2 separate regions of the Homo sapiens genome follow, and region 2 is linked to region 1. Evidence: chromatin loops called from intact Hi-C (ENCODE). Cell type or tissue: natural killer cell. All regions are shown on one strand. Links, peaks and the distances in the headings refer to the core of each region. The heading gives the core; the rest is flanking DNA. Region 1 overlaps NBAS (NBAS subunit of NRZ tethering complex). Region 2 overlaps NBAS (NBAS subunit of NRZ tethering complex).

Region 1 (9,904 bases), core at 2,032-7,031:
ATGGTTGTAGATGTGTGGTGTTATTTCTGAGGGCTCTGTTCTGTTCCATTGGTCTATATCTCTGTTTTGGTACCAGTACCATGCTGTTTTGGTTACTATAGCCTTGTAGTATAGTTTGAAGTCAGGTAACGTAATGCTTCCAGCTTTGTTCTTTTGGCTTAGGATTGACTTGGCAATGCGGGCTCTTTTTTGGTTCCATATGAACTTTAAAGTAGTTTTTTCCAATTCTATGAAGAAAGTCATTGGTAGCTTGATGGGGATGGCATTGAATCTATAAATTACCTTGGACAGTATGGCCATTTTCACTATATTGATTTTTCCTATCCATAAGCATGGAATATTCTTCCATTTGTATCCTCTTTTATTTTGTTGAGCAGTGGTTTGTAGTTCTCCTTGAAGAGGCCCTTCACATCCCTTGTAAATTGTATTCCTAGGTATTTTATTTTCTTTGTAGCAATTGTGAATGGGAGTTCATTCATGATTTGGCTCTCTGTTTGTCTGTTATTGGTGTGTAGGAATGCTTGTGATTTTTGCACCTTGATTTTGTATCCTGAGACTTTGCTGAAGTTGTTTATCAGCTTAAGGAGATTTTGGGCTGAGATGATTGGGTTTTCTAAATATACGATCATGTCATCTGCAAACAGAGACAATTTGACTTCCTCTTTTCCTAATTGAATACCCTTTATTTCCTTCTCCTGCCTGATTGCCCTGGCCAGAACTTCCAACACTATGTTGAATAGGTGTGGTGAGAGAGGGCATCCTTGTCTTCTGCTGGTTTTGAAAGGGAATGCTTCCAGTTTTTGCCCATTCAGTATGATATTGGCTGTGGGTTTGTCATAAATAGCTCTTATTATTTTGAGATTCGTTCCATCAGTACCTAGTTTATTGAGAGTTTTTAGCATGAAGGGCTGTTGAATTTTGTCGAAGGCCTTTTCTGCATCTATTGAGGTAGTCAGGTGGTTTTTGTCATTGGTTCTGTTTATGTGATGGATTATGTTTATTGATTTGCATATGTTGAACCAGCCTTGCATGCCAGGGATGAAGCCTACTTGATCATGGTGGATAAGCTTTTTGATGTGCTGCTGGATTTGGTTTGCCAGTATTTTATTGAGGACTTTCGCATCAATGTTCATCAGGGATATTGGTCTAAAATTCTCTTTTTTTTTTGTTGTGTCTCTGCCAGGCTTTGGTATGAGGATGATGCTGGCCTCATAAAATGAGTTAGGGAAGATTCCCTCTTTTTCTATTGATTGGGATCGTTTCAGAAGGAATGGTACCAGCTCCTCTCTGTACCTCTGGAAGAATTCGGCTGTGAATCTCTGGTTCTGGACTTTTTTTGGTTGGTAGGCTGTTAATTATTGCCTCAATTTCAGAGCCTGTTATTTGTCTATTCAAAGAGTCAACTTCTTCCTGGTTTAGTCTTGGGAGGGTGTATGTGTCCAGGAATTTATCCATTTCTTCTAGATTTTCTAGTTTATTTGCATAGGATGTTTATAGTATTCTCTGGTGGTTGTTTGTATTTCTGTGGGATCGGTGGTGATATCCCCTTTATCATTTTTTATTGCATCTGTTTGATTCTTCTCTCTTTCCTCTTTATTGCTCTTGCTAGTGGTTTATCAATTTTGTTGATCTTTTAAAAAAACCAGCTCCTGGATTCATTGATTTTTTGAATGGTTTTTTGTGTCTCTATCTCCTTCAGTTCTGCTCTGATCTTAGTTATTTCTTGCCTTCTGCTAGCTTTTACATTCGTTTGCTCTTGCTTCTCTAGTTCTTTTAATTGTGATGTTTGGTGTCGATTTTATATCTTTCCTGCTTTCTCTTGTGGGCATTTAGTGCTATAAAGTTCCCTCTACACACTGCTTTAAATGTGTCCCAGAGATTCTGGTACATTGTGTCTTTGTTCTCACTGGTTTCAAAGAACATCTTTATTTCTGCCTTCATTTCGTTATGTACCCAGTAGTTATTCAGGAGCAGGTTGTTCACTTTCCATGTTGTTGTGTGGTTTTGAGTGAGTTTCTTAATCCTGAGTTCTAATTTGATTGCACTGTGGTCTGAGAGAAAGTTTGTTGTGATTTCTGTTCTTTTACGTTTGCTGAGGAGTGTTTTACTTCCAATTATGTGGTCAATTTTAGAATAGGTGTGATGTGGTGCAAGAAGAATGTATATTCTGTTGATTTGGGGTGGAGAGTTCTGTAGATGTCTATTAGGTCTGCTTGGTCCAGAGCTGATTTCAAGTCCTGGATATCCTTGTTAACCTTCTTTCTCGTTGATCTGTCTAATATTGACAGTGGGGTGTTAACGTCTCCCATTATTAGTGTGTGGGAGTCTAAGTCTCTTTTAGGTCTCTAAGGACTTGCTTTATGAATCTGGGTGCTCCTGTATTGGGTGCATATATATTTAGGATAGTTAGCTCTTCTTATTGAATTGATCCCTTTACCATTATGTAATGGCCTCCTCTGTCTCTTTTGCTCTTTGTTGGTTTAAAGTCTATTTTATCAGAGACTAGGATTGCAACCCCTGCTTTTCTTTTTTGCTTTCCATTTGCTTGGTAGATCTTCCTTCATCCCTTTATTTTGAGGCTATGTATGACTCTACACGTGAGATGGGTCTCCTGAATAAAGCACAGTAATGGGTTTTGACTCTTTACCCAATTTGCCAGTCTGTGTCTTTTAATTGGGGTATTTAGCCCATTTATATTTAGGTTAATATTGTTAATGTGTGAATTTGATCCTGTCTTTATGATGTTAGCTGGTTATTTTGCCCATTAATTGATGGAGTTTCTTCCTAGCATTGATGGTCTTTACAATTTGGCATGTTTTTACAGTGGCTGATACCAGTTGTTCCTTTCCATGTTTAGTGCTCCCTTCAGGAGCTCTTGTAAGGCAGGCCTGGTAGTGACAAAATCTCAGCATTTGCTTGTCTGTAAAGGATTTTATTTCTCCTTCCCTTATGAAGCTTGGTTTGTCTGGATATGAAATTCTGGGTTGAAAATTCTTTTCTTTGAGAATGTTGAATATTGGCCCCCACTCTCTTCTGGTTTGTAGGGTTTCTTCCAAGAGATCTGCTGTTAGTCTGATGGGCTTCCCTTTGTGGGCAACCCAACCTTTTGTGCTGGCTGCCCTTAACATTTTTTCCTTTATTTCAACCTTGGTGAATCTGACAATTATGTGTCTTGGGGTTGCTCTTCTCGAGGAATCTCTTTGTGGTGTTTTCTGTATTTCCTGAATTTGAATGTTAGCCTGTCTTGCTAGGTTGGGGAAGTTCTCCTGGATCATATCCTGAAGTGTGTTTTCCAACTTGTTTCCATTCTCCCCGTCACTTTCAGGTACACCAATCAAACGTAGATTTGGTCTTTTCACATAGTCCCATATTTCTTGGAGGCTTTGTTTGTTTCTTTTTACTCTTTTTTTCTCTAACCTTGTCTTCTTGCTTTATTTCATTAATTTGATCTTCAATCACTGATACTCTTCCACTTGACCAAATTGGCTACTGAAGCTTGTGCATGCATCATGAAGTTCTCGTGCCATGGTTTTCAGCTCCATCTGGTCATTTAAGGTCTTCTCTACACTGTTTATTCTAGTTAGACATTCGTCTAACCCTTTTTCAAGATTTTTAGCTTCCTTGCAATGCATTAGAACATGCTCCTTTAGCTCGGAGAAGTTTGTTATTACCGACCTTCTGAAGCTTACTTCTGTTAACTTGTCAAAATCATTCTCCATCCATCTTTGTTCCATTGCTGGTGAGGAGCTGTGATCCATTGGAGGAAAAGAGGTGCTCTGGTTTTTAGAATTTTCAGCTTTTCTGCTCTGGTTTCTCCCCATCTTTGTGGTTTTATCTACCTTTGGTCATTGATGTTGGTGACCTACAGATGGGATTTTGGTGTGGATGTCCTTTTTGTTGATGTTGATGCGATTCCTTTCTGTTTGTTAGTTTTCCTTCTAAGAGTCAGGTTCCTCAGCTGTAGGTCCGTTGGAGTTTGCTGGAGGTCCACTCCAGACGCTGTTTGCCTGTTCATCACCAATGGAGGCTGCAGAACAGCAAATATTGCAGCACAGCGAATATTACTGCCTGATCCTTCCTCTAGAAGCTTCATCCCAGAGTGGCACCCCCTGTATGAAGTGTCTGTTGGCCCCTACTGGGAAGCGTCTCCCAGTTAGGCTACACGGGGTCAGGGACCCACTTGAGGAGGCAGTCTGTCCTTTCTCAGAGCTCAAACGCTATGCTGGGAGAACCACTGCTCTCTTCAGAGCTGTCAGACAGGGATGTTGAAGTCTGTAGAAGTTGTCTGCTGCCTTTTGTTCAGCTGTGCCCTGCCCACGGATGTGGAGTCTGTAGAGGCAGTAGTCCTTGCTGAGCTGCGGTGGGCTCCTCCCACTTCGCGCTTCCTGGCCACTTTATTTACCTACTCAAGCCTCAGCAATGGCCGACACCCCTCCCCCAGCCAGGCTGCTGCCTCACAGTTCTAGCTCAGACTGCTGCGCTAGCAGTGAGCAAGGCTCCATGGGCATGGGACCCGCCGAGCCAGGCAGGTGAGAGAATCTCCTTGTCTGCCGGTTGCTAAGACCTTGAGAAAAGCACAGTATTTTGGGCGGGAGTGTCCCATTTTTTTCAGGTACAGTGTGTCATGGCTTCCCTTGGCTAGGAAAGGGAAATCCCCCAACCCCTTGCACTTCCTGTGTGAGGCAACACCCCGCCCTACTTCATCTCGCCCTCTGTGGGCTGCACCCACTGTCCAACCAGTCCCAGTGAGATGAACCAGGTACCTCAGTTGGAAATGCAGAAATCACCTGTGTTCTGCATCGATCACGCTGCGAGCTGCAGAGCGGAGCTGTTCCTATTTGGCTGTCTTGGAACGGGGGGAGAGTTAAGCATAGATTTCCTCTGATTTTGGCCATATAACTTGTTTAGACAATGCTTTATATTCAAGGTTTGAGAACTAGCATTACAAATTAAATTCGTGCACACTGCTAAATGTAGAGCAGGTTTTATTTATTTATTTATTTTTTATGTTTAATGGCAACGTCCATGTAATTCAGTCTCTAGCCAGTATTACATGTTGTGCATCCCAGTGAAACTTACTTACCATCTTTTCTGAATATTTTGTCAAATATTGCTTCATATGGTTTGTGGATTCCAAGACTAAGAAACTTCCAAGTGTGGGTTTTGATTTCTACTTTATTAGGATCTCTGAGTCTGGGTGAGGGCTGCTGAGACAGTTTTGATGCCCAGAGGTAGAGTGGAGACTCATGTTCTCCACTGTTCCCATCAGTTCCCTACAATTCATGTTAGTTAGGAGAGCCCTGGGCTAGGCACATTATAGAGATTAATGCCTGGGATTATTGTGTGGGAGAAAAAAAGTCATGAGATAACTTCAACAACAATTGTGTTAGGGATTTGAGAAGAGAGATTCCTTTCCTTTCCATCTCAAATCCTGTGGAGAGTGGTATACTTGATGCCTGGGATTTTTCCAGTCTTGAAGCAGCTGGGAGGCCATGGGTTTAGTGTGGCCAGAAACAGCTGGCTGAGTGCAGTGCTGGAGACCAGGCATATATAACTTGTCCAGAAGTGTCTTCTAGGAAACCCCCTTTGGGGAATAAGTAACTGACAGGGAGCTTAAGCATTTGACGCAGTTTTCAGGGAGGATTTCTTTCATTTTTCTTCCCCAGCATTTTTATTGAGAAAATTTAAAATTCACAGTAAAGTTGAAATAATTTTGCAGTGAACTCCTGTTCAATCCTGCTCATTCTCCGTTCACTCCCGTACACTCCTGTGTACCCTCCAGTTAATATTGCCACATTTACTGTACCTGTATTTTTCCACCCCTCTATTCATCAACCAAACCCAACTTCTTTTCTGATGCATTTCAAAGTAAATCATAGATATCAGTAAACTTCACCTCTTGACACTACACTGCATATCTTTAACTATTTTTTACTTTTGTGTGTTTTAAAATTTACAGTGAATTACAAAAATCTTAGTTGTATGATTGTACAGATTGTGACAAGTGCAGCACCTGTGTAACCCTCACTCCTGTCAAGATGCAGACCTTATTGCCACCCTAGAAAGTCTTAGCCTCTTCCCAGCACACGCCCAACCCACACTTCCGACAGGGCACCCCATGCTCTGATTTTTCCCCACTGTAGATTAGTTTTGATTGTTCTAGAATTCATTAAATGCAATCATATATTTTGTATAACAAAGTGAAAGTTTTTGAGATTCATCTATGTTGTATCCATCCGTAGGTTTTTGTTTTTGTTTTAAATTATTGAGTAGTATTTCATTGTAGGCATATAAAACTGTACATCCACGCTCCTATTAAAGGATACCTGGGGTCTTTCAGCTTATGGTTGTTATTGTTTTAAAAAGCTGCTGTGAACTCTCATACAAGTATTTTGGTGGACATGTGTTTTCATTTCTCTTAGGTAAATTTTAATGGTATTGCTGGGTCAAAGATTATGGGTTTGTTTAGTTTTATAAGGGACCGCCAGAATTCTTTTACTTTCAGCTGTTGTGGATTTTTTGGGCTGTGGTTTTTCAAGACTGTGGGTTTTCTATCTGAGTTTTACCTGCCCAGCATGGCACGGGCAGGAGCTTGCCCTCAGGATTGAAGCTGTAAAGATGGGAAACTCACCAATACCATTCATTCTTTCAAATGGCAGCCATCTTCCAGTTTTTATTGGCTTTAGGTAACTATCCAGTGGCTTTTAATACTTGTTTTTTGTTGTTGTTGTTATTTGTTTGTTTTGTGATGGAGTCTCTCTCTGTTGCCCAGGCTGGAGTGCAGCGGTGTGATCTTGTCTTGGCGCACTGCAGTCTCTGCCTCCCAGGTTCAAGCAATTCTCATGCGTCAGCCTCCTGAGTAGCTGGGACTACCGGTGCATGCCATCATGTCTGGATAGTTTTTTTGTATTTTTAGTAGAGATGGGGTTTCACCATCTTGACCAGGCTGGTCTCAAACTCCTAGCTTCAAGTGATCCACCTGCCTCGGCCTCCCAAAGTGCTGGGATTACAGGCATGAGCCACCATGCCCGGCCTTTTAATACTTGTTTTTTATATTTTATCTAGAGTTTACAGTTTTAATCTGTAGGAGGGCTGTCTGGATAATAGAACCCAATCACTGAAGAATTTAAATAGAATTACTATTCTGGATTTCACTGGAGTTCACCAGGTGACGTGTGGTTAATGTCTGAGTCATAGTTTCCTAGAAAGAGTAATAGAAAGCCAGAGAGCCTTTTGCTTAGGATTAATTCTGAGGAGTCAACTCATGAATGAAGTCTTTAACTGGTCAAAATAATTTTGCACATTCTCCAGCTGGCTTGGGTGGTTGAAACAGATGTCAAGAAGTCCCTAGGGAATTAGACCTCATGGATGTTCAGGTGGGTGAACTGCACAAGCTCAACAGCATTTCTGGAGGAGATGCTCAAAGTGAGAATTTAAAAACCACATGGCAGTAGCAATGAAAATTGCAGTTGCATGTGTTGTTTGACCCAGTAGCTCCACTTCTAGGAATTTATCCTAAGAATATCTTCATTCACATTCTTAAAATGGCATATATTAATTGTTTGTCATAGCATAACATTGTCAATCGCCTGATAGGTACTGATCAAGAAAGACATCGATTTTATTTTGGGTCTTCTGTTTCCTGTCTTTACAGATGAACTGCCTTTCTGAGTTTGGCAGATTTACATAAGCTTCCAAGCCTGTGTAAAAACAAGATAATACTATCTTCTTGCAGGATTTTTGAGACACATAGAGCTAAGTGATATAAAACACCTATTTCATGTTTGGCTCCTCAGAGCATATATTTTTAAAATTATATGTATTTGTGTTTTAGATTAATTTTATTATTTTTGTTATACAAAGCAATGGCATGAGCACAGGCAGAGAGTTTGGATAGCAGACTGATTTGGTTGACATACAGGGTAGGTTTAATGGCAAATTAAAACCACAAATTAAAGTTGGCCCATATTTATGGAGACTTTAAACGCTCCATAGGAAATGTTAACTTTCGTTTTTTAGGGAATGGGAAACTAATGAAGATTCTTTTTCTGAGCTAGAGAATGACACAATTACTGAGTGCTTGAGTAAAATTAATATGAAACTGCTATTTTAAGAAAGTGCTGGAAGGAGAAAGACTGAAGGCATCAGGTAGAGCAGCATTGGGGGGCTATTGAAATGGTCTAATTTTTGAACAATTAAAGCCTAGAGTTTGTGGCAGTGAAAATAGAAAGTATGTGTGAAAGAGTTCTTTGGAAATTATTCAGTTGGATTTGACGAGGAACCAAGTGCTGGCAGCAGAGGAGAGGATGAAGTCCAAGATGACTCTGTGGTGTTAAGTTTAGTTTATTGGGAAAATAAGGTACTATTTTAGAAATATGAAAGTTATTGGGTAAAGAATGATTAATTTGAGGTAGCATTTGAGTGGCAGTGTCCAACAAGGAGTTGGTAAGGCCAGTCTTATGAGATGGTTCAAACCTAAATAGTGGGAAAATAGACCAGGGTACCAGCTGAATTTAAGGATAGAATTGAGACTGGGCATGGTAGCTCATGCCTGTAATACCAGCACTTTGGGAATTCGAGGCAGGAGGATCACTTGAGGCCATCAGTTCAAGACCAGCTTGGGCACCATGAAAATACTCCGTCTCTATAAAAAAATTTTAAAGCAATAGTCTGGTGTGGTGGCACACGCCTGTCATTCTAGCTACATGGGAGGCTTAGGCAGGAGGTTCACTTGAGCCCAGATTTTGAGGCTACAGTGAGCCAAGACTGTCCCATTCTACTACAGCCTGGGCAATAGACTGAGACCCCATCTCTTTAAAAAGTAAAGAAAAAAAAAGAATGTAGTTGAATTCTCTAGGTGAGGATGTAAGGTGGGATTAAGAGATAGTGAAGAACTGACCTAACTGAATACTCACATTGAAGAATCAAGGACGAAGATCTGGTGACGCACACAGAGGAGGATCATCTGAGGAACAGATGCAGGAGAACTCAGTGTCCTTGAAGCCAAAGGCAGGCCTATCTGGCAGTGCCTAGTGCTACAGTGAGATTTAAGAGAAAAAGAAGAGAGAAAAGACCTTGGGTTTGGTGACCTTTGGAGGTCATATTACTTGGGACCCAGGGATGGAGGGACTTGAGGAAAGAGGGAGTGTCAAGGTAATGGGTGCAGTGGGGCAGACCACTCATTTGTAAGGTTAGCAGTGAAAAGAAAGGGGACTGTGGAAGTTGTCAGAGTGGAGAGTTATCAAGGGGAGAATTCTTTTCTAACACCGAGATGATTTGTTTGTGTGTTGGCACTAGGCAAATAAAAAAGTTACTGTGACTCTGAATCCTCTCTTGTAAGTTGAGGAAAACATCTAACTTCTTCCGTAGAGAGGTTGTGAGGGGGAACTAATTCAAATGATTGCTGAGTGCTCGTTGAGAAGCAGCTAAGCCACAGGAAATAAGATAACAGAGGTTTGTCAGCTCATCAAGTGTGACTATTTAAGTCTGTTCTTGCTTCTTGGTGAAATTAGTCTTTATGCTTAAATGCAATTGTTAATTCATTAATAATTATGATTTATCTAAAATGGAAATAATTGTCTCTGTTGCACTGTGGTTGTTATTGGAAGAACCTTTTATCAATCATTTTTAGTGGGAAACGAAAACATGTTGTAACTGAAGAAAAGAATTTGCTTACTCAAGCCTGTGGTTTATAGAGGGATGGAGGGAACCTACTGGGTACTTTCTGTGTGCTAGAGTGATGCTCTGCACTTTGCATACTTTACTTCATTTAGTCCTTATTTACTGCTTCAGACCCCAAATGCAAAATGCTTTGAAAACCAGAAAGATTTTTATAATTTGTTTGGCATCAAAACCTGAACTAAACTGACATGAGGCTACTTTATAGTCTGCTTATCTCACTTAA
Region 2 (9,904 bases), core at 3,499-8,498, 140 kb after region 1:
ACATCATACATAGTAGAACAGAAAGAACTCTAGTAATGCTCGAAGCTGTACTGTTTCTCTTCCAGAATGGGCCACATCTGTGTGAACATGAGAAAAGCCCCAAACTCTCTGGATCTTTGTTTTCTGGTCTGTGAAAGAAGAGGTTAAGCTGGATGAGAAAATGCTAGTTCTGTCTATTCTCTAAGGAGAATGAGCTGAGGCTGTATGTGTACTGCTTCATCCATAGCACATAATTCACTACCTTTCATAAATGTGTAATTCTCTCGGGATGAGAGACAAGGTACTGGGTTAAATCCCGTTGCAAAGTAGGTCGTTATCATGTTTCTTTAATTTGATGAAACAAAAGATAATTATTCAAAGAGTTCTGTTGTCACCGTGACTTTCCATCGTTTTCCTTAAGCTGCCTCAGTTTCTGTCTCTCAATTGGGCACATTTATAGATTATGTTTTCCTGAGGCTGCTGTGATTAGAGGCTATTTGCAAATGGTATGTACTGTTTTTACTGATGGCTAAATGTGCTCAAATGTGAATTGAAAGTGTTACAGAGGAAGGAACATTACTATTAAAAAGTGGCAGTATCTTTTTAAGTTTATTTTACTACACTTGGAAGTTGACGAGTTTAATTTCAGAGTTCTACAATGTTTTATATCACTGTGGTGGTAAAATTATCTGTTACTTATGATTTTTTTTTTCCTAAATTCAATACCTTTGGTTGTCGTACTCCATGATTTAGGAAACGTGTGTGCCTAATTGTTTATGTCAGAGTACTTAAGAGTACTCACCTTTTTCTTCATCTCCATTTCCCGTTTTTCACTAAGCTCCCATGCTTACAGACTTTTAAAAAAATTCACGACTCCTCAGAATGCCTTCGTGACTCCTGCTGTTGCTCCTGGGACTTGCTTACTTATGGCCATGATGGTTTTCCTGATGGAAAATATTACCAGCAGGATGAGTGACTTTCTCACAGGTCCTGTGTACCACAGTCTCAAAAGTTATGTATCCTTCTCAGCTTGTATCCATGGCAGTATATAAAGCCCTCTCAAGACTTGGGAATAGGTAGAATAAGAAATTGGCATAAACAGTTTGTTGGCATTTATAGATGTAAAATTCCGAGGTCCCGCTATTTGTGACTGACCCTGAAGGTCCAGGATTTCGCTGAGACGAAACATGGGTTAGTCACCGATGCTTGGGGTCTATTGTATGGGATTAAGTCACCCAGCTCATGAGTGAGCCTTAATAATTCCCAGCTTCTAAAAGTCAATGTGATTGTTCTCTATCAGGGTTGAGCCACTTTTGCTAATGTCAAGAGCTTGATTTTTAGAATCAGTCAAGTTATGCAATAACACTCAAGTTATTTAACCATTTTACCTCTGCTTTCCCCATCTGATTAGTAGGGCTGAGATCACACCTTTCTCAAAGGATTTGAGGAGAAATTAAATGAGATGATGCATTTCAAAGCAAAGTATATAACAAACACTTGATGTTCAGCTCAGAGCAGCTGCCTTGCTGGTAGAGATCACAGTCCAAGAGGCACGGCTAGTGCCCTGGAGGTCGAGCAGCAGGCCCAGCACAACCTGAGAGGCTCTGGAGAACACAAAACCAAAGCCGCTGCAGTGCCCAGTTGGCCCAGGTACAGTGCCTGGTGGCCAGTGTGGAGGCCCAGCTGGCCAAGATTGTGATCAACCTGGGGCTGCAGAACCAGCAGTGCCAGGGGCTTCTGGACATCCAGGCAACAGCAATGGGAGCTCAGCCCATTCTAGGCCTGCTGGAGGGCAAGGACTGCAAGCTGCCTTGCAGCCCCCATGCAATGCCTGGGGCATGTGATAAGCCCCTCGGTCTCTGCATCACCAATCCCTGCATACCTTGTGCCCCTAGTTCCTGCTGTAGGCCCTGCAACACCTTTTGATGCTAGATACTCCAGGGACAGTAGGAGAGTTGTGTGAGGACAGAAGGCATATTTGTGAACTGGTCCTGCTTCTCTCATGACTGTCAGACAATGGGAACAGTGCCCCAGTGCATCTCATAAATCATAGTCCACTGGGAAAAGAAACATCCAGGTCTGTGGCCTGGCTCTAAGCCTGGGCCCACCTAGTCCTCTCCATCCAAGGCATCTCTTGTTCGTTCTGTCCTCATGGTCTGACAGGTTTGAACTGCGAAGGCCTGTCAAATGACGTGTTTTGTGGCTTTTCTCTGCTGCTTCGACCTTTCTTGCAGTTCCCCAAATCCCTTTGTAAATCTCTTAATAAACGTTCTCTTGCAACACAGGGGGAAAGTAGCAAACAAACATAGTAGAGGATTTAGCACTTAAAGATAGAGTAAGTATTTGGCCAATCACTGGTAGCTAAGAGATGAAAAGTAGTCAGTGGCTCACCTAAAGTGGGTTCCTCCCTTCTTGGATATCCTTGCCTCTCTGTGTGCCATCTATCCATTATGCTTGCTCAGAGGGACACACAGGTTATTCCATAAAATTTGTCATGAAAGCCAAGGTCAGCCAAGTGTCATGCTATGTCTAAATATCATAAATCCTTGAAAATGCATGTTTACTCATCACTGATAACTTTTTGAGTGAGCAAATGTGTGTTCAGAGAGGGAATTATATACAAGGAGTTTTAGGTATGGCATGTACCAAGCAAGTTTAGAATACAGAGAAGGAACAATATTCTTGCCCAAAAGCAAGGCAGGTAGACCGATGAATGACTACCATAATACAAGATAAAAGATAAGGTGGGAAATATTTATACAGTACATTTAGAACATTGAGTGCTAACCTGGGACATTTAAGGGTGCTTTTGCGGAGGAAGTATAGTTTTTCTGTGCATTTTTAAACTGAGACTTAAAGAGCAAGTAGACGGTTAATCAGACAGAGAAAGAGCAAAAGTTACACTATGTGCAAACACCTGGAGGTGTGAGAGTCCAGCACCCAGCAGCCATACTGCCTAATATGGTAGCCGCTGGCCCCATGTGGCTTATTAAACCCTTTAAGTAAAATTAAAAATGCAGTTCCTCGGTTGCACTAGCCCCACCTCAAATGTAGCTTGTGCCTTGTGGCTGCGGTATTGGGCAGTGCAGATACAGAATGTGTGTGTTGTGTCAGAAGGGGCCCCGCACATCACTTTGTGTGGAATGCTTAGGTGGGGAGCACTGCCATGACCCGAGAGGAGGAGGAAGAGGCCACAGGATGCGGCCAGCCAGGCCAGAGTGCCATGCTCAGGAGCTTGTTTCATGCTCCCAAATAATCTTCTGCAGGTTTCGGCATCCCGGATGAAAAGTCTGCCTGTTTCTTTGCCCCAGATGCTTGGTGAGACTGCTCTGTGTCACGTGTTCTTTCAGGCATACACCGTACTTTTTTGAATTAGAATTCCCGATGTATGAGGAATGTGTTTTACAAACTGCTACCCTGCTGGTATTGATCATTGTCACACAGGTTTGTGTAGCACAGCCTTCTACTCTGAAACGTGAGGGCCTTGCAGATTTCAAGAGCAGACATGCTGGGTGAAAGCTAAAACTATAATGTGCAGAATTCCCAAGAGAACTTTATCCTGAGTTTAAATGCGAGCTTACTTGTGTCATTCTTATTTTATTGATGCTCTATAATAATGTAAAGCAATTTTGAAAATATAGTAAATTTGAGTTTTTCTTCTCCGATCTGCTGTCTGAATGGCACGAGAGAAAAATCAATCCCGTGGATAGCAATGATCATCAGTTCTTTAGAGCAACCCTTGCTTTAGTGTAATGGAGTCATTCATCGTCTGGTTTTTGGTCCAAAGTGTTCTCTTCTTTATGTTACAGCTAAAGTCAGGACCTAAATGGCAACACAGCTCAGCAGGGCAAAACAGATTGCAAATCTTATTCTTATTGTTTTATGCTTTTGTTGTAAAGGATTATCATTTGTTACCTTATACGAAAGCCTGCTCTGTGACCACAGGTTCAGTTGGTAAAATACAGGGCTGAGAATAAAATTCAGATACACCTGTGGGGATCCAAACACATTTTCATTTTTCTGCAACACAGATAGTTTTCGTGAAGATAGACTGTCTTAAGTATATTAAGGAGTCAATTCATTTTGACATTAAAATGATAGATACATTTTAAAATATTTTATTTGCTGATTTCCTTTGTTTCAGTGAATGACAACTAGAGGTTGTTAACAATATTAGCAATTGATAATACTTTTTATTATAATTCAGCCTCCACTATATGCTGAGCGTTGTATGCTGCGTTCATCAATACAAACTCTCTCTCTCTCACACACACACACACACAAAACACAAAACCTGCAAAGGAGCTATAAATACATACATTTTACTTATGAGGAAATTAGGGCTGTGAGAGTTTAGGAAAATAAATTATACCACTATATCTGTACAATGAGCATTACAAAGCCATTAAAAAGCAATATTGTCGATGAATATCTGATAGCTTGGAAATCTGTACACAGTTTACTGTGAACCAAGTGAAGCAGGTACCAACGCCCATATTCAGTATATCCAGTGCGGTACCATATGTGGCTTTACACACACACACACACGCTACCACAGAAAAAGGGGTGGAATGATCCAGCCAGAACCGTGCCGGTGAGAAGTACGTCGTGGAGTTCTCGCTCACCCCTGCTCTGTGGTTTCAGGGTGTGAAGGAGCTGTGTCTGCTGCTGCTTAACCAGTCCCTCCTGCTTCCATCTCTGAAACTTCTCCTCGAGAGCCGAGATGAGCATCTGCACGAGATGGCACTGGAGCAAATCACGGCAGTCACTACGGTATGCCCAGTTGAATTTACTTTCTTTCTTTTTTTTTTTTTAATGTTTCAAAGGAATGAATTAGCACTTTCATTCTCATAAATAACACCGTGGTTAATTGAAGACTACTATATCTATAGTATTCTCTGACCACAATAGCTGTTCCTGTTTTGTCCCAGCAGTGTATGTTTATTTTACAAACACTTACTAAGCTCTTCCCGTGAACCAGATTCAGTGTTTTTGGTGCTCAGAATACAAATCCAAATAAGAAGACAGTTTTCTACAGAAGCAGGATGTTAGTCTCCTTAAGAAGATCAAAGCAGCCATCAACTAGCAGTCCTCTTGCTACTTGAAATTTGGGTCTAGGGAACTCCCATCATTGCACAGGTTTTCCATCTGTGGATGTGTGTGTTAGGTTATCCACTAATTAAAGGTAAGACAGTGGGTTTAAGTAGTGTTTACTGGCACCATCTGAAATCTCAAACTCTGATTTCCTCTGGCAACCTTCTTGTCTTGAAGAGTAATGTACTGGAGTCAACTTGAGATTTCTCCCTCAAGGCCTGTTGCCTTGTTATTATGATTAGGAAGAAACTTTCTCTTCTCATTTAAAATTTTCCACTTTAGGATTAGATAGCTTAGGGTTGTGTTTTAACGAACTCATGTTGTATGATCCTTACTGAAGCCCTTTTGTGTGGAGATCATTCTTTCATTTGAAGTGTATGTATGTCTGTTTGAGTATGTACACTATACACATACACATACATGCACACATATGTAATTTTACATTGTATATATACATATATATGTATATATACACATGCATGCTATTTTTTTAAACAAAAATGTGGCAGGATATCTTCTAGGGACCAGAGAAGGAAGGAGAATCTAGAGCAGAGGTATATGCTTGCTACTCAAGACAGTGAAGAGGTTGATGAAAAGACATCACTGATATAAAGTTTTCTTAATGACAAAGGATACAGAAAATTCTGTAAATAGTTACAGAAAGCAGAATATAATTGTATTTGGAAATAATCATTATGAATAAAATGAGAAAATCAAATGCCTTTATTCATTTAGATGTGTTTTTAAAATAATGTAAAAGCTTCTGCAAGGGTTTTGTGAATACCGTACCTGATCACCAATAATTAATCAGAACGAAGGCCTCTTTGGGACCTTGACTGAAGTAGGGAATCAAGGGGACTTGCCTTTCCGTAGCCCTCCCACCTATCTATGCTGAAATGAAAGTTGAATAACTTGGAGAATTTATATGAAACAGAATTATAATGAGTTTTTTTCTTAGCCAGTTTTTTCTTATAAATCCAAGAAATTGGTAAGAAGAGAAAACTTCTGCATATTCTCAGTGCATTTTTTTTCCTCCCCACCCTCGTACACTGTGTTAGGCATTCTCACAAAAATTTGCCATGGGCCTCTTTGAGAATAAAACAGTGATGTATTATACAGTGCCTTTCCATATTCATCATAAATGGAGCTCTCTTGATACAGTCCTGGATTCCATGGGCAGAGTGTATCAGTTTTCATTTTAAAGATTCTTTATCTCAAATGCATCTGTCAGAACTGCAACTAGCACAGGCGGTCCCTAACTGCTGACTAATCTTACTACCCACACAGCAGCATTTCCCCCACATACCTACACAGTAACTATCAAAATAAGAAACTAAATGACTAAATGGTAACACTGCAGTGCCCAAGTCCCTTTAATATGGCACTGATTTACTTCCGTAACACTTTGATCTGCACGTTAGATGTGCTGCATGGTGCTAAGCCTGTGGTTTTGAAACTGCTCTGCAGACTGTGAGTAGTTTGCCTGTGGTTGTGATGATAGCGCACGAAACGTCTGTGCCCTTCAGATCCAAGAATCAAAGCCACAGGTATAAATTGCTAAGATGAGTCACTTGCCTACCATTCAGATCCTTCCTTTTAGAAATTCGGTAATGAGACTGAACTGTAACATCTCTGCATTAAGTTGAATGCTCACATTAGGCTAGCCCATCTGTGCCCTAAAAATGTGTCCCACAAAAAGACCTTTTGCAGTCCCCAGAGGCTAAGGTTTTACAGAGTTTTCCATTTTAAAAACATTTTTTTAACTTTTTGAGATAATTTTAAATTCACGTTCAGTTGTAAGAAATGATATAGCAAGGTCTCTCACATTCTTCACCCAGTTCCCCCCAGTGTGACATCTTTCATGACTAGAGTATACAGGTTGAACACCTCTAATCCAGAAATCCAAAATGGCCTCAAATTCAACACTTTTGAACACCAACATGACATTCAAAGGAAAATGCTCATTAGAACATTTCAGATTCCAGACTTCAGATTTTCTGATTAGGAATACTCAACAAGTAAGTATAATGCAAATATTCCAAAATCTGAAAAAACTGACACTTCTGAGCTCAAGCTTTTTGGATAAGGGATACTTACCTGTAATATTATGACCCGGTTGCTGACATTGATTCAATCTGTCAACATTATACAGATTTTATGAGTTTTGCAGACACTCTTGAGTGTATGTGTGTGTGTGTGTGTGTGTGTCTCCATGTGACATTGTCACCTGTAACTTCGTGTGACCACTAACTGCAGTCAAGGTACCAGACACAAGGATCTCTCATACTGTCCTTTATAGCCACAGCCACCTTCTTCCTCCCCACCTCCTGAACAACCCCTGGCAACTGCTAATCTGTTCTCTGTAATTGTATCATTTTAAAATGCTACATAAATAAAATATGAAATCACTGTAATTAATCATTGCTCTTCCAACACCATTAAAGGGTTGTGTTACACTTTTCTAAGGGAAGAGTTTCAGTGGGCATTTTGGCCCGACTCACGTCTAGCTGTTTTTAAGTCATCCTTGGTATTGCAATGAAAAATAGAAAACTTTTGCTTTCTTTTTGTTGCTTTTATTTTGCTATTCACCGTGTCCATTAGCAGGGCGCTTGAGTTCATCAATAACTTCAGTTTTCCCCTTATTGGTTGTTGACAGTAGCTCCTATTGACATTAAAAGAAAAACATCTGGCAGAGGCACTCCGTTGATAGCAGTCTCTCCTGCATGGTGTGCAGATCCAAGTTTAAAAACACCCCCACTTGTTTGCTGATAGCATGTATTATTTTGCTATTCATTATAAGATACTGACAGCTTTATAGGTGTTTACAGTTAAAAGGATGATGCTTAAGTGCTGATGCCAGAGATTGTACTGACTTTTCCTCTAGCAGTAGTACTCATTTCTTTCTCTAAGCTTTTCCGAAATTGCAGACCTCTGGTGCGTGTAACCTTTTATAAATGGCCAACAGCCTCTTTCCTGGGCCAGAAATGGAAAGTCCTTCCTTGAGATTGTATTGATGATGAACAATTAAAACCCTGCATGGTATAGACTTCTGGATTACCTTCTCCATCACTCTCAGTAAAATTGAGAGCTCACTTTCAAAACCGTATTCTCTCTAAGATGGGCAATGCTGCTGATGTGTTTGACTCGCATCTCTGGAATATTTTCTGTTTGGATGGAAGCCTCTTGACTTGTTTCATCAAAGTAAGCAGATACGTATTTATAACGGCTTTGTATGCTGAAAATTCCCATTTTGTAATTCCCGATTTGTAACGGCTCCTGCTCTTCATTGCTTCCTCCTCTTTGGTACTGCTCAATGCCTCTATGCAACCCCTCATCCCAGGGGTTGTCCTGGACTGTGCTGTCTATTAAAATAGTAATTCATGGGGTTATAAAAGAAGTGTTGGCCGGGCACGGTGGCTCACACCTGTAATCCAGCAGTTTGGGAGGCCGAGGAGGGTGGATCATGAGGTCAGGAGATCGAGACCATCCTGGCTAACACGGTGAAACCCCGTCTCCACTAAAAATACAAAAAATTAGCCAGTTGTGGTGGTGGGTGCCTGTAGTCCCAGCTACTCGGGAGTCTGAGGCAGGAGAATGGTGTGGACCCGGGAGGTGGAGCTGCAGTGAGCTGAGATCGCGCCACTGCACTCCAGCCTGCAGTGAGACTCCGTCTCAAAAAAATAAATAAATAAAAAATAAAAAGTGTTTAGGACCTCCGGTACCTAATTAAGGGTTTCTCCTTGATGACAATAATTACCATCTTGCAAATCCCACCTCTTTGCCAAGTACTATAATAGGTACATTCTCTTTTTTTGTTAATGATTGTATGAGAAGATATTATTATTTTGGTTTCACAGATGAGAACATGAGGCTCAGGGGTCACACAGCTAGTAAGCAGCCAAAGCTGAAATGTAAACACCAGACCTAACATTCAAAGTCTATACCCCACCATGCTTCTGCTTTTAACCTAAGTAGGAAGGCTTTATTATATTGGAAAAGGGTTATTTCTACAGAGGAATGAAGTTGTTGAAAGCACCTTGAGGCATATAATATTAGCTCTGCAAAACACTAGAGCAGACCTACCCCAACAACTCGCCTAGCTGTGCTTCCTTTTTAAGCCCACTTACTCTCCCAGGCTCCAGCTGAACACTGCAGGGGGCTCTGGGCCATTTTGGGTGAGATTATGACACGAGAGCACCTCCTAAATGAAACCTATACCCCTTTATCTTCAACACATTGACCTTAGTCCTGCCCTGGGGATTTTCTCAGATCACTAATGTCCTTCTTCCAGTGACAGTCCTTCACATATTTGATAAATGTGATTCCTATCCCCTGTAATCTTGCCATGAAGGCACCAGAACCTTCTAGCATTATTTACAGTGGCCAGTGTCCAAGCTGGGGGGAGAACCATAAAGATTTTCAGAAACGCATGTGTGAATCGACATATTTATACAAAACCAAGAAACCTTCCTGTCTTTGGTCCCCTTTAACTCTGTCCAGGTTTCAAAGTTGTGGGTATGTCTATTTATTTCTATCGTTTTAACCTGAACATACAGAGATCTGACTTGTACCTCCTGTCTGGATGCGTCCAGCAATAGGCAGCTCACTCTGCAGGTCAGCCTGGGATTCCTAAACAGCACTAGTGGTTGGTTAATTTACTTGGTATGAACAGACATATCAAGCATGCATTGTGCACAGCCTGGCACTGTGTATGAAGTGAAGAATAGGTAAGACGCTTGTAAAGATGCGATAAAATATTATTATCCCTGTGCTTAAATGAATAATCTCATGGAGAGATTGACATGTGAAATAATAACACGAAGAATTAACG

What was found. Hi-C counts contacts between places; a loop is a spot of excess contacts. Peaks named below come from ENCODE experiments on the same cell type or tissue, not always from the same donor. Only the 100,000 strongest peaks of a DNase experiment are listed, where the experiment ranks them.
Region 2: it touches region 1 in a loop (5-fold over the local background); 2 of 110 quality-filtered maps call a loop at or near these places.

What each region holds. Positions count from the first base shown.
Region 1 is chr2:15,311,202-15,321,105 of GRCh38, reverse strand. All of the region lies in intron 38 of NBAS (NBAS subunit of NRZ tethering complex), which reads left to right. Among named protein-coding and RNA genes, the nearest start is that of NBAS, 250 kb to the left of the region's middle. In natural killer cell, for the core only: no CTCF peak of the experiment used is centred there; a DNase peak (open chromatin) is centred at 4,485; H3K27ac peaks cover 1,438 bases.
Region 2 is chr2:15,173,836-15,183,739 of GRCh38, reverse strand. NBAS (NBAS subunit of NRZ tethering complex) reads left to right here. Exons shown (of 52, transcript NM_015909.4): 51 at 4,624-4,752. Among named protein-coding and RNA genes, the nearest start is that of NBAS, 380 kb to the left of the region's middle. RefSeq lists a silencer at 8,314-8,524. In natural killer cell, for the core only: no CTCF peak of the experiment used is centred there; DNase peaks (open chromatin) are centred at 4,599 and 6,529.